Linked DNA regions of Homo sapiens: region 2 is linked to region 1. A link is an interaction called in ENCODE POLR2A ChIA-PET data of the cell type or tissue named here. Cell type or tissue: OCI-LY7. All regions are shown on one strand. Each heading gives the region's core, and the rest is flanking DNA. Links, peaks and the distances in the headings are about the cores only.

The links. Peaks named below come from ENCODE experiments on the same cell type or tissue, not always from the same donor. Only the 100,000 strongest peaks of a DNase experiment are listed, where the experiment ranks them.
Region 2: POLR2A ChIA-PET joins it to region 1 with 6 read pairs; 3 of 35 experiments call an interaction of 5 or more read pairs at or near these places.

The regions. Positions count from the first base shown.
Region 1 is chr6:125,741,825-125,747,209 of GRCh38, reverse strand. All of the region lies in intron 1 of HEY2-AS1 (HEY2 antisense RNA 1), which reads left to right. Among named protein-coding and RNA genes, the nearest start is that of HEY2-AS1, 4.9 kb to the left of the region's middle. RefSeq lists an enhancer at 1,194-1,861. In OCI-LY7, for the core only: no CTCF peak of the experiment used is centred there; no DNase peak of the experiment used is centred there; H3K4me3 peaks cover 212 bases.
Region 2 is chr6:125,343,538-125,348,922 of GRCh38, reverse strand. It overlaps LOC107986640 (a long non-coding RNA gene), which reads right to left and starts at 2,404. Exons shown (of 3, transcript XR_001744328.3): 1 at 2,167-2,404. In OCI-LY7, for the core only: a CTCF peak has its summit at 1,621; DNase peaks (open chromatin) are centred at 1,562, 1,832, 2,092 and 2,602; H3K4me3 peaks cover 1,629 bases; H3K27ac peaks cover 2,072 bases.

The DNA of each region.
Region 1 (5,385 bases), core at 279-5,278:
AAATAATATGCTTATTTATCTGCAAAACACAATAGCAATTAGGCAGCACGAGATTTCCCCATTAGGTCGTTTATTCTCCTCAGCTGTTTATTCCATTTGCCTGTCCCTTGGTTGAGCGCCTTGTCTGTCTATAACCGAAAGTGCGTTTCGGGTCAGAGAGACAGAAACAGACACAGGAAACCCTTTAAAGCGCCCCCGCCGACTTAAATACGGTAGTGGATTGGAGGTGGGGAGGTGTAGGGGAGGCGTTATGTGGAGAGAAAGAAAAGAGAAAGAATGAGGGAACGGCGGGATTTCAAGCCTCCCCGCCCTTCTGCGACAACCTTTTCAGCGAAAGGGAAGGCTTAGGAAGAAAAGATGTCCGCGCGTAGAGCAAACCGCAGTTCTTTCCTTTCTTTTTGAAGGATTTGTACCATGAGTTAATTACACCAAAAGATACGAGGGACTTTATTAGAAAGGAGATGCCGTTAGGAAAGAAAGGCCAGGACGGCCGATCTAAAGGGAATGGAGAAGGGAAGACTCAGACGCCCTCCCGAAATTGGTGGTCTAGCCTGTGTTTTGTGCTAAATGTTATTTAACTTAATGGCGTGGGAGTGAGATGTTGAATGCAGAGATCTGGAAATACCAGATTTAGTGGTCCTGTTCCTCCTCCCCGACTCTTTTCACACCCATTTAATAAAAAGTTACAGTTTTTACACCCGTATTGATAAATTTGGCGATGTTGGCCAAGTATTATCTCGCCCCGCAGATTTTGAATTTTGTTGCACAAACCGATGAAATGATTGCTTTGCTATAATTGTAAAACTTTTTTGGAACGAACCTGGATTTTTTTTATGCCTCTTCATCTACTTTTTGCTTCATTAGAGCCCTCTGGTTTTCCAAGATCGACTGTCACACTTTGTTATTTGTTGCTTCTCTAAATCCTTTGAGATGCTGCTCGCAGCTACGTAAAAAACGTTGGCCACTCAGGTATTTGATGGGCTTAGAAAGTCACCAAGATGTGACACCATTTAAAAGTTTTAGCTTGGTTTCTCAGTGAAATAAGGGCATCTCTGTTAATTAGAAAACTTTGTGTTAGTCTGAGATGCCTAAGAGCATAGTCCAAATTGAAAATTCCAATATTTTGCCACATCTGAAATATAATTATTTACACAGCCTTCTCTTTCAAAGGGAGGACAAACAGGTTGCCTTGAGAAGAGCTATTCTATTTGCAATTGCTGGGGCAGGTGACAAACACGTGTGTATCTGTGGGCAGCCTTGTTGGGCTGCCTTCCCTGACTACAAGGCTTTTGTGAGCTGGTAACGCCTTAAAATGTGTGAGAATGCTGCGCCCTAGGAGTGGAGGCCAAGGGCAAGATCCTTGTACATTTCAATACCTTTTCCAACATCAGGCTGGCAGCAGGCAGGCCAACCTAGGGTCACTGTGTGACACATATTTGCAAGCCAGTAAAGCAAAACAAAGCTGAAAGCAAGTGCAAATTTAGGCCCACCAACCTTGAAGTCATCCCTGAAAGGGAGCTGCTTTACTAGTTAATTTTTCTTGCCCAGTCAGCCACACAAAATGCATTGTATTTCTTGGCTTGCCCCAGTAATTGCGACTTACTTGTTACAGCAGAAGCTTCAAGGTAGGAAATCTATGACCCAAAGCTCTCTCTCGAAAGTTAGAATGTTTAAACTGATCTTTAAAACTGTTGTTGAGGGGCAATTTATTTAAAAGCTTTTATTTTATGGTGTTGTTAGTGCTTAGCATGCCTCAGGATAAAGACTAGTTTTATTGCAGGACCCTTGAGAAGAGGGGTGTATAGCAAGTAACCAGTTTTCCGTGTGCCAGTAAGCAACAGTGAGAACACTCAGTGTATTAGCTTAACTTTTTGTGGGAGTTAAATTGATGTTGGCAGGCTTTGCCTTTAAGGAAGTTCTTTTAAATTTCCATTTTCTTGAAGTTGGTTTGATTGGCAGATTTCCCCCCTCTCTTAAGGATACAATGAAACATATTCACTTCTCTTATGAAAATATTCTTTTAATAAACTACATTCCCATCCCCTAGAAAAATGCCCAGCACACAGTAGGGGTACAATAAATGGTTTCAGATTAATTTCTTGTTAAAATTAATGAACTCTCTGCTTCTTTACTTGTATATGTAGAATTTACACTCATTGGAATAATAAAATAGAAGTAAGCAACCGTGCATTAAAAAGCTATGAAAAGATGAAGAGAATATGCCTTCAAATGGGAAGGAATACTTAACTGTGAATAAGACCTAGTTCAACATGGAACTTCCTGGTGGCCAAGTCAGAAGAGAAGCACAGTGAGTTTTCTAACTTTCATAATGAGAAAAGAGAAAGCACACTGTTTTTCAAAAAAGAAAGTTATTACCCAGTCACTGAATTCTAAAAGAACTTCATGCTTGCCTTGTTCATGGACTTCAAATAATTTAATTATTTAAAATAATTATTTTGTCTAAAATTCTCATGTGTCTCTGTTAATTATAACATGAATAATAGCATTTACATTATGCATAAATGAAGACAATAGTATATCTTCTAATAGCTGTATAAACCATCTACTAAGCTGTCAAGATTAATTGACATTAATAAAACCACTGTCTCACAGAGTTCCAAAAATATGGATTCTCTGTAAGAAAGTTTCTTCTTTCAGTGTCAGAAGAAAAAATTAAAGATTCCTGGATCTGCTTGTTTGGCATTATTTGATAAAAGTGAAAGAAAAGAAGAGGCTCTACAGGTTTCTGAAATATCAAATGCTGTGGAAATATTTAAGGCTAAATGTCTTTTCCACTAGACTACAAATAACAGCTATATTTTCTCAACACTTTTATTGAAATATTTTTATTAGATGTGTGCACATTTTTGCCCTTATCTGATTATTTTAAAATTGGCAGGTGACTTTCTGGGGAAAAAACCTTCATAGACTGGAAATAAGGAATTGCTAATTTTAGATTTACTGTGGAAAAAAATACAGGCTATTTTTAGACCTCCATATTTTACAAACTTATTGAAATATATACTTTACAAGAAACAGAAACATAGCAGTTTTTTTCCCTAGACGGGACTGGATTGATTCTACTAGAGAAGAATTTGACTACATTTTTCTGGATTTAGCCTTCAAAATAATTTAATAATATATTAGTATATTGAGAATATTGGACTGAAAATTTTTAGAGACCGATTTTGGTTTTGAATAGTAGCTCCTTACATTTCTGGGACATGAATACTTCAAAGAAACGAATAGTTTCTTGAGGAATTGCAGTATTCATTAGGGCAACACAATCTCTTTGGAAACCAAATGTCATGCTGCTTAGCAGAGAACAACCATGCTCAACTGCACAGTGGAGAAGGGCAGTGTACTGTGCCTTGAATATGGAAGAAAGGGACACTGTACATTTCCACAGCACTTTTAATCTGAGAATCCTAGGTCATTATTGAATCATGTATCAAAACTCACAGCGCTGCAGGATTTACTTGTCAAGGCTGGCTAGCAGGATTTTGCTAGAATAACAGTTGTAATGGGAACATTAATAAAGCCTGAAAATAGAAGACAAAATATGAATAGAAAATAGAAGACAAATATAAATGATGTATGTGGGTATATACTTGTCTGTCTGTCTATAGATGTAAAAGGCAGAAAATAATGAACGGTTTTATAATTAACATGACTTGTTAGTATATGAAGGACTAGGGTAATATCTGTCAGAAGACAGTAGTTCAAGTCAGAGAGGAAAATGCTGCATTTTGTAATTAAACCACCATTTGCAAAACAGAGTTTATATATTATATGTATTTGCATATTTTCTCTATTTTTGAAAATTGCATTCACTTTATTTCAGTTTATTTTATGTTTTGTCGATTCTATTGTCTGTGTTTTAAATAACTTTCTTTATGCAGTTTTTAAAATGTAGACCTTTAGAAAAACAGACTAGTATTTTAAACCTCTTGGTGTGATGGAAATAAAATTTTTATACTAAAGGGTTGGGAGAATGATTTTCTCTGATGTTCAGGTAGTACACCTGAAAAATCATGTCCTCTTTGCATGGACCCATGAAATATTGCTAAATTAGATAGTATACTTGTGAACATAGATTCTAGTTGAGATGAAAAAGGCTCAATTCAAATTTTAACGTTTTAATCATAAATTTATTTCTGTGCAATGTGAATTGGAAAAAGAATGTCCATTCTTTAATTTGATAATGAACACTTTGTTGTTATTCAAAAATGTAGTTTGAGAACTAATAGGAACATCATAGTGGGGACTACTTAAACAGAACTGTGGGAGAAATGATCAGAAAATGAAACCAAAGAGCTATGGACAGAGATAACTGACAAACTGTTAGTGTGTGCACTTGAAAGTGATAAGACTAATTTTCATTAATCATGGCTTGATTTTTCAGACTGTACCTCTCTTCATTCATTCATTCTCATTTCCATGCCACTAAAATATTGAACACCTACCTACGTTGAGCAATACTGTCTGCTAAGTAGTGTGGTGGTACCTGGTGAGCAAGATTTAATTCCTGCTCAGGAAATAGCAGGGAAAATAATACGGGAGTCTAAACAAACAACTGTTAGACAAGATAAGATGTGTTCAAGGCCAAAGTAAACAGCAGACTACATGCCATCGGCACAAAGAGAGAGAAGGTTCCTTTTTAAAGGAGAGTTCAGCAGTGATAGCTCCAAACTTTTTGTATAGAATTAGAGGCAGCAATCCTGTTGGAGGGCCGGGAGTGGCCCAAGGATTTTTGTTGCCAAACTCCATTTATATAACAAACACACTATTTTTACTTAGATATTACATTTATTGGAATATCTTTCTATTGTTCTTAAACTTTATAGGTATCTAACATCTAATCTGTTCTTTGGTGCAATTATGGGGTTAAGGGGAAAAGTGGCCTTGAGCAGGGCCTTGAAGGATATACCAAATAGCTACAATTGTAAGTAGACTTTCTTGGAGAGGGACCAGCATTTACAAAGAGACACAGAAGCTGAAGAGTGCATGTGATTCTTAGGGAAAGATGGATTATTCTTAGTTGGAATGAGGGGAATGGAAGGAAAGAGCAGGAGAGAGTTGTCTTGGGAAAATGAATTAGGCTATAGGCAAATCATGGAGGAGCTTGCGTTCTGAGCAGGGTATCTTCTTGAAGTTATTTGAGAGCCACCGGAGGTTTTTAAGAGAAGTGACAGGTTCACAGCTATTAATTCATTAGATATGCTTGTTCAATCTAGCCAAGTTTCTTTCTTTTTCTAGTTGTCACTAAATCAAATTGAAAACATTACAGTAACAGAAAAATTCCAGGACAATTTGCATTGGTAAATGGAATTTTTGATATTTTTTGTTTCTCAGTGCAAGCCATTTGGCCATTACAATAGCATT
Region 2 (5,385 bases), core at 78-5,077, 400 kb after region 1:
CTAGGGAAGGAGGCTTCCTTGCCTCTACATGCCTTCTGGTGGCTTCCACCAATTCTTGTCGTTTCTTGGCTTGGAGATGCATCACTCCAATCTCTGCCTCCATTTCCACAGCATTCTACCTGTATGTCTGTGTCTACATTTCCCTTTTCTTCTCATAAGGATACCAGTCACACTCAATTCAGGTCTCACCCTACTCTAGTATGACCTCACCTTACCTTCATTTCATCTGCAAAGACCCTATTTCCAATTAAAGTCACATTCACAGATACCAGAGATTAAGATTTCAACATAAATTTTTGGGCAATGCAATTCAACTCAACACTTTATGAGTCAACTTATTCAGGCTATAGGCTCCAGTTATTCAATCAAACACTAATATAGATGTTGCTGTGAAGGTAGGTGTTGTTAAAGTCTATAATAGTTTGGTTTGTGTAAGAAAGATTGTCCTGGATAATCTGTGTTGGCCTGATTCAAGTAATTGAAAAGCTTTAAGAACAGAACTTAGGCTTCCTTGAGGAAGAGATTCTACTTGTGGACGGCAGTGTCAGCCCCTGCTCGAGAGTTTCTGTCGGCCCTTCCTGAGGGCCTGCTGTACAGATTTCAGACTTTTGTAGCCAGCTGCCACAATCACGTAAGCCAGTTCCTTGCAATAAATCAACATATATCCATATATATTTACATTATTTCTAAATATATATGTTATTAAAAATATATAATATGAATTTATTATATATTCATATTAGCTATGTATATTGATTACTAGTTCTGTTTCTCTGGTGGAACCCTAACTGATACAATACTTAAAGCAGTTACTACACTTCTTGACATCAAGATGCCCTCATGTAGAAATCATTTGCTGACACCTGCACTATTGCTTCCAGCATGGTCTAGGGATTATGTGCATGGGCTCTGGAGTTAGGCAGCCTGGGCTGAAAGCTTGGCTCCACTGCTTACTGGTTCTGTCACCTTATGCAAAGTAACATAACTTTTCATTGCCTCAGTTTCCATATCTGTATGATGGTGAATAATAATAATATCATTTTATAGAGCAAATAAAACTTGTTAATATTTAAAGCAATTAATGCCTGTTAATACTTATTATAGAACCAGTAGTTTTGTTGCAGCCAACTCATACTGGCTCAGGAAAGCCAATTGTGATCATCCCTACTCAACACTACACTTAGCTTTCAAGAACTTTGGTAGCCTGAACATGGCTATGGTGGGAATATTTACACTATGGAAATTGGCAAGCACTGCAAGTCAGGGCCTCTTTTTTTTTTCCCAACTCTATTACCAGCATAACATTGTTAATACTAGTGTCTGATAGAAAGTTAGCTCTCTGTAAATAGTAGTGATTATAACAGGTAAATTGCAACAGGAAAAAAAAAGCGGGTAAGATTCATTCCTATCCTCAAAAAGAGTGATTACTAATAATCCATATGGCCCCTTTGTACAAAAGGGACCCTTCCTTCAAGACATTTCACTAATATATGACAGGAAATCATCATATTAAATTAAATCTATATTATGAGTGGTGGCACCGAGAGTTATGTGGTGCATGACCTAGACAGCTAACTACACTTAGTGTTCCTACAAGAAACTACACCCACAGTCACTATTTCATTTTCCATCCTGTTTTAAAGGTAATTTTTTCCACTCAGTAACTATGTGAGTTGTTCCCCTATTTTCGTTTAATCCTCAAATATATCACTCTCGTGAATAAACTGCTTGAAAATATATTTCTTATAAAATAAAATATTTTCGATTCAAGGACATTTTGAAACATGTTTTCAGTGGTGAAAAGGACGTCTGCAAGAGGAACTGAAAGAGAAATAAACAGTCACTGGAAACACACGCTGAAGGCGGGGATTGGGGCACATATTAATAAAATAGCTTGAGTAAAATTGGATAATGCACAAGAACAGCAAAACAGAACAAAACAAAACCCAACAACGATGAGGAATTCATCAGTGAAGGGCTCGCGGAATGTTCTGAGAATAATTCTTCCTTGCTAATGCCCTCCAGTTTGCATTAAGATGCCCAGCAGTTCACCCTCCAGTCTGAGCCAGGCCAGCTACACAGGCTGAAAGTTTCTTAGGCCCTCGATGACGATCCTGGACAGGCACCCTGAACACAGCCTCCCCGGTACATTCTTAGTGCACTCACAGAATCTGCTGCTTCCCAGGTCTTTTGGATGTGAAATGAAACCCCAAGGACTGCTTTAACAAGGGGCAAAAACACATGCAACCAAAGCCAGCAGTTATGCCGAAGCATCCCGGATTCCCATGAGAAACTCTCTGGATCTAGTTCCTCTACGTCACATGAGTGTGCAAACAGGAGACTACAAGAGTTTAAAAATACTGGGACTGCTGGAGATTTCCCTGGCCATATATAGTTCACTTGTTTCACAGTAAGTTCAAAAGAGACAAAGGGAGAGGGAGGGAAAGAAAGAAGGCAACGGGCACTCAGCTTGAGTGAGTAGGGAACCTGATTACAATACTGTGCCACCTTCCTTCTCCCCCCAGCTCCGCCCCGGCACTCTCACCCCCAGCCCCCAAGGCTCCCTTGAGTTTGTTTTCTCTCAAGGAAGCTGCAGCCGAGGTACTCCTCCGCCATCTCTGGACATCTGCTTGGCTTGTCTATTTTCTGCTACAGGCAGAGGACAGGAAGGAAGAGTTTGTTTCCTGTAAATAGAGGGAGAGAAAATTACAGCTATTATTGTTTTGACAACGGAAGCCCTCCCTGAAACTTGTACCACGGTTCTTTCCTGACAGGCAGCAGGTCTGAGTTGCCGACTCTCGGCAGAAATTCCTCCCAAGGTGTCCCCGAGGAAAGCTGAAAGCCTTGATGGCTTTGCATTAGACGTCTAATGGCATAAGATGTAATTCTGGGCAATCTTGATATTGGGCTGTGGAAATGGAATGCAGCCTGTGTTTTGATGAATGTTTTGATACAAGCCTCTCCTACCCCAAGTGAGCATGCTGGATCCTGACCCTTAAGCACACACGCAGGTTTATGCAAACACACACCCCAGGGTGGAAAATGCCTTGATAAGGCAAATTATTTATGTTTATCTTTTTAAAATCACCCCCTGTTCCCTGCTCTCCCAAACTTTATTTCTTTTGAAGATTCCTCGACTTTTTACACTAAATATAGGTACATGTATATTCAATGCGAAGCTACAAAATTACCACTATATATAGGGTATCCTACCTTCTATTTTCAACATTTGATGTGTTCACATGTTGTTGGGAATGTATTTGACCATGATCCTCAGACATACATTTGTAATTTTTGTAAGTGTTAAATTCATCTTTTACCTGATTGGTATTGGATATCTTAAAAGAAAGGAGGCAAGGAGCTAACCACCACTATTGGGTTGGGAAACAGAAGAAAACCTACTATTAATACTCTGTCCACTTACTAACGAGAATGAGATTTGTTACTCCAAGGGATGATTATCTCCTACTGGTAGGAGAAATAAACTTAATTGTGATGATTGAAACAGAATTCTTTTTTAATCAAATATATTAAGAAGGGGTTGTTTAGATTTATTTGATGAACTTGCAACAATAATAGAACTCCTGACATAGGATTAAGTTAATGAGATTATTTTTATTATTGGCTATCTGAATACACCACCCTTTGGTTGTCCTCACTCACTGGCTGCTCCTTTGTAGTATTGTTTGCTGGTACCTTGTCCTCTGCTCTATCTGCAGATGATAGTATGTCCCGAAGCTCAATGCTGGCCCCTATTCACTTTTCCATCTAGGCCTATGGCTTCAATATCTATATGGTTTCCCAGTTTGTGACTCCAGGCTTCACCTGACACGTGAATGCCAGGTTCTTAGAAGCTACGGCATATCTGACACATCCACTTGGCTGTCTAATAGACATCTCAAACTTCACATGCCTAAAACCAGACTCTTGTTTCCCCATCCCCAAAGCTGCATCCCATCGCAATAATTGCTACCGCCATTCTCCTAGCTGCACAATCAGGAAGTCATCCCTAATTCTTCTTTTCCCCATATCTCCCTATCCAATCTACCAGCAATTTCTCTTAACTCTACTGCCAACCTACATCCTCCATTTGTCTATCTTTCTCCAACCCCACTGCTACTATCCTAATCGAAGCCGCCATTGTCTTTCACCTGGACTACTGCAGTAGCCCCCATCTGATAGCTCCACTTAGAGGCTTGCACAACTCAAATCTTTCCACACAGAGCAGCTAGAGTGATCTTTTGAAAATGTAAACGGGGACATGTCATTTCCTTACTTAAAGCCCTTCAGTGGCTTCCCATCAAACCTCAGAATAAAATCCAAACACCTCACCTTGACATAGCCCTGCCCCTGATTATGTCTTCTGCATAACATAACCCCCTTTACTCACACACTTTATCCATCTTTCTCTTCTCCAGAGAATGTTTCTCTCCCTAGAACCTCTGCTGAGAATGCTCTTCCCATGGAATTGTATGTCCTTGGCTTCTTTTGATACTCAGGTGTGAGATTAGATCTCACCTTCTAAGAGAAGCCTAGTGCTTTTCTCAATTCTTTCTATCATTGAACTTATCACTACTTGGTGATTTCTTATTTATTTACTTGTTTGTTTTCGTTTCCCTGCAACTGTATCATAAGCTTATGTGAGCTGAGGCCTTGTCTTCATGTCCAATGTTGCAGCCTAGTGCCTAGAAGAGCCCCCCTCTTCTAGTGCAGTGATGCTCAATGACTGTTGAATAAATGACAGAACCAATAAACATACTACTAGGAGCCCTGATCTGTTCTGGGATACCTGGAAAGACTTTCCTGAAGAATGTTGTCTGAGTGGAATTCTGAATGATGCACGGTAATCAATGGGAAGAATTCAGGGAGGAAAACAGGAGAGAAAAGTGTTCTAGACAGAGGAAACAATAAGTGCAAAAACCTGGAGTTGAGAGGAGCAAAGTGCATTGGTTACACCTTCATAGTAAGAAGGTACCATGTTTGGAGTGCAAGAAGGGGGACAGCAGTGTAAGCTGAAACTTACAGAAGTATTCCGGACTTCTAGGCCAAGTTGGGGATTTCAGGCTTTACTTTGAGAACTTCGGAAAACCATTGCACATTTGAACAGGCAGGTGGCATACTATTTGCTCTCCAAAAAGTTGCCTTTGGCTGCAGTGTAAAAAAAGAGGATGGGGTGGAAGTCAGTGTGGCTGTTGTCCTTCCTGCCATTAGACGGCTGCTGCAGTAATTTAGAGGAAAGATTATAGTAATTTGGACTAAACTAGTGGCGAAGGAGATGAAGAAATTAAAATAGATTCCAGAGATATTTAGGAGGTAAAATAAAATAGTGGCGTTTAATTAGATAAAAGTAGAATGATGAAGATGGAGAGAGATGGAGACGTTAAG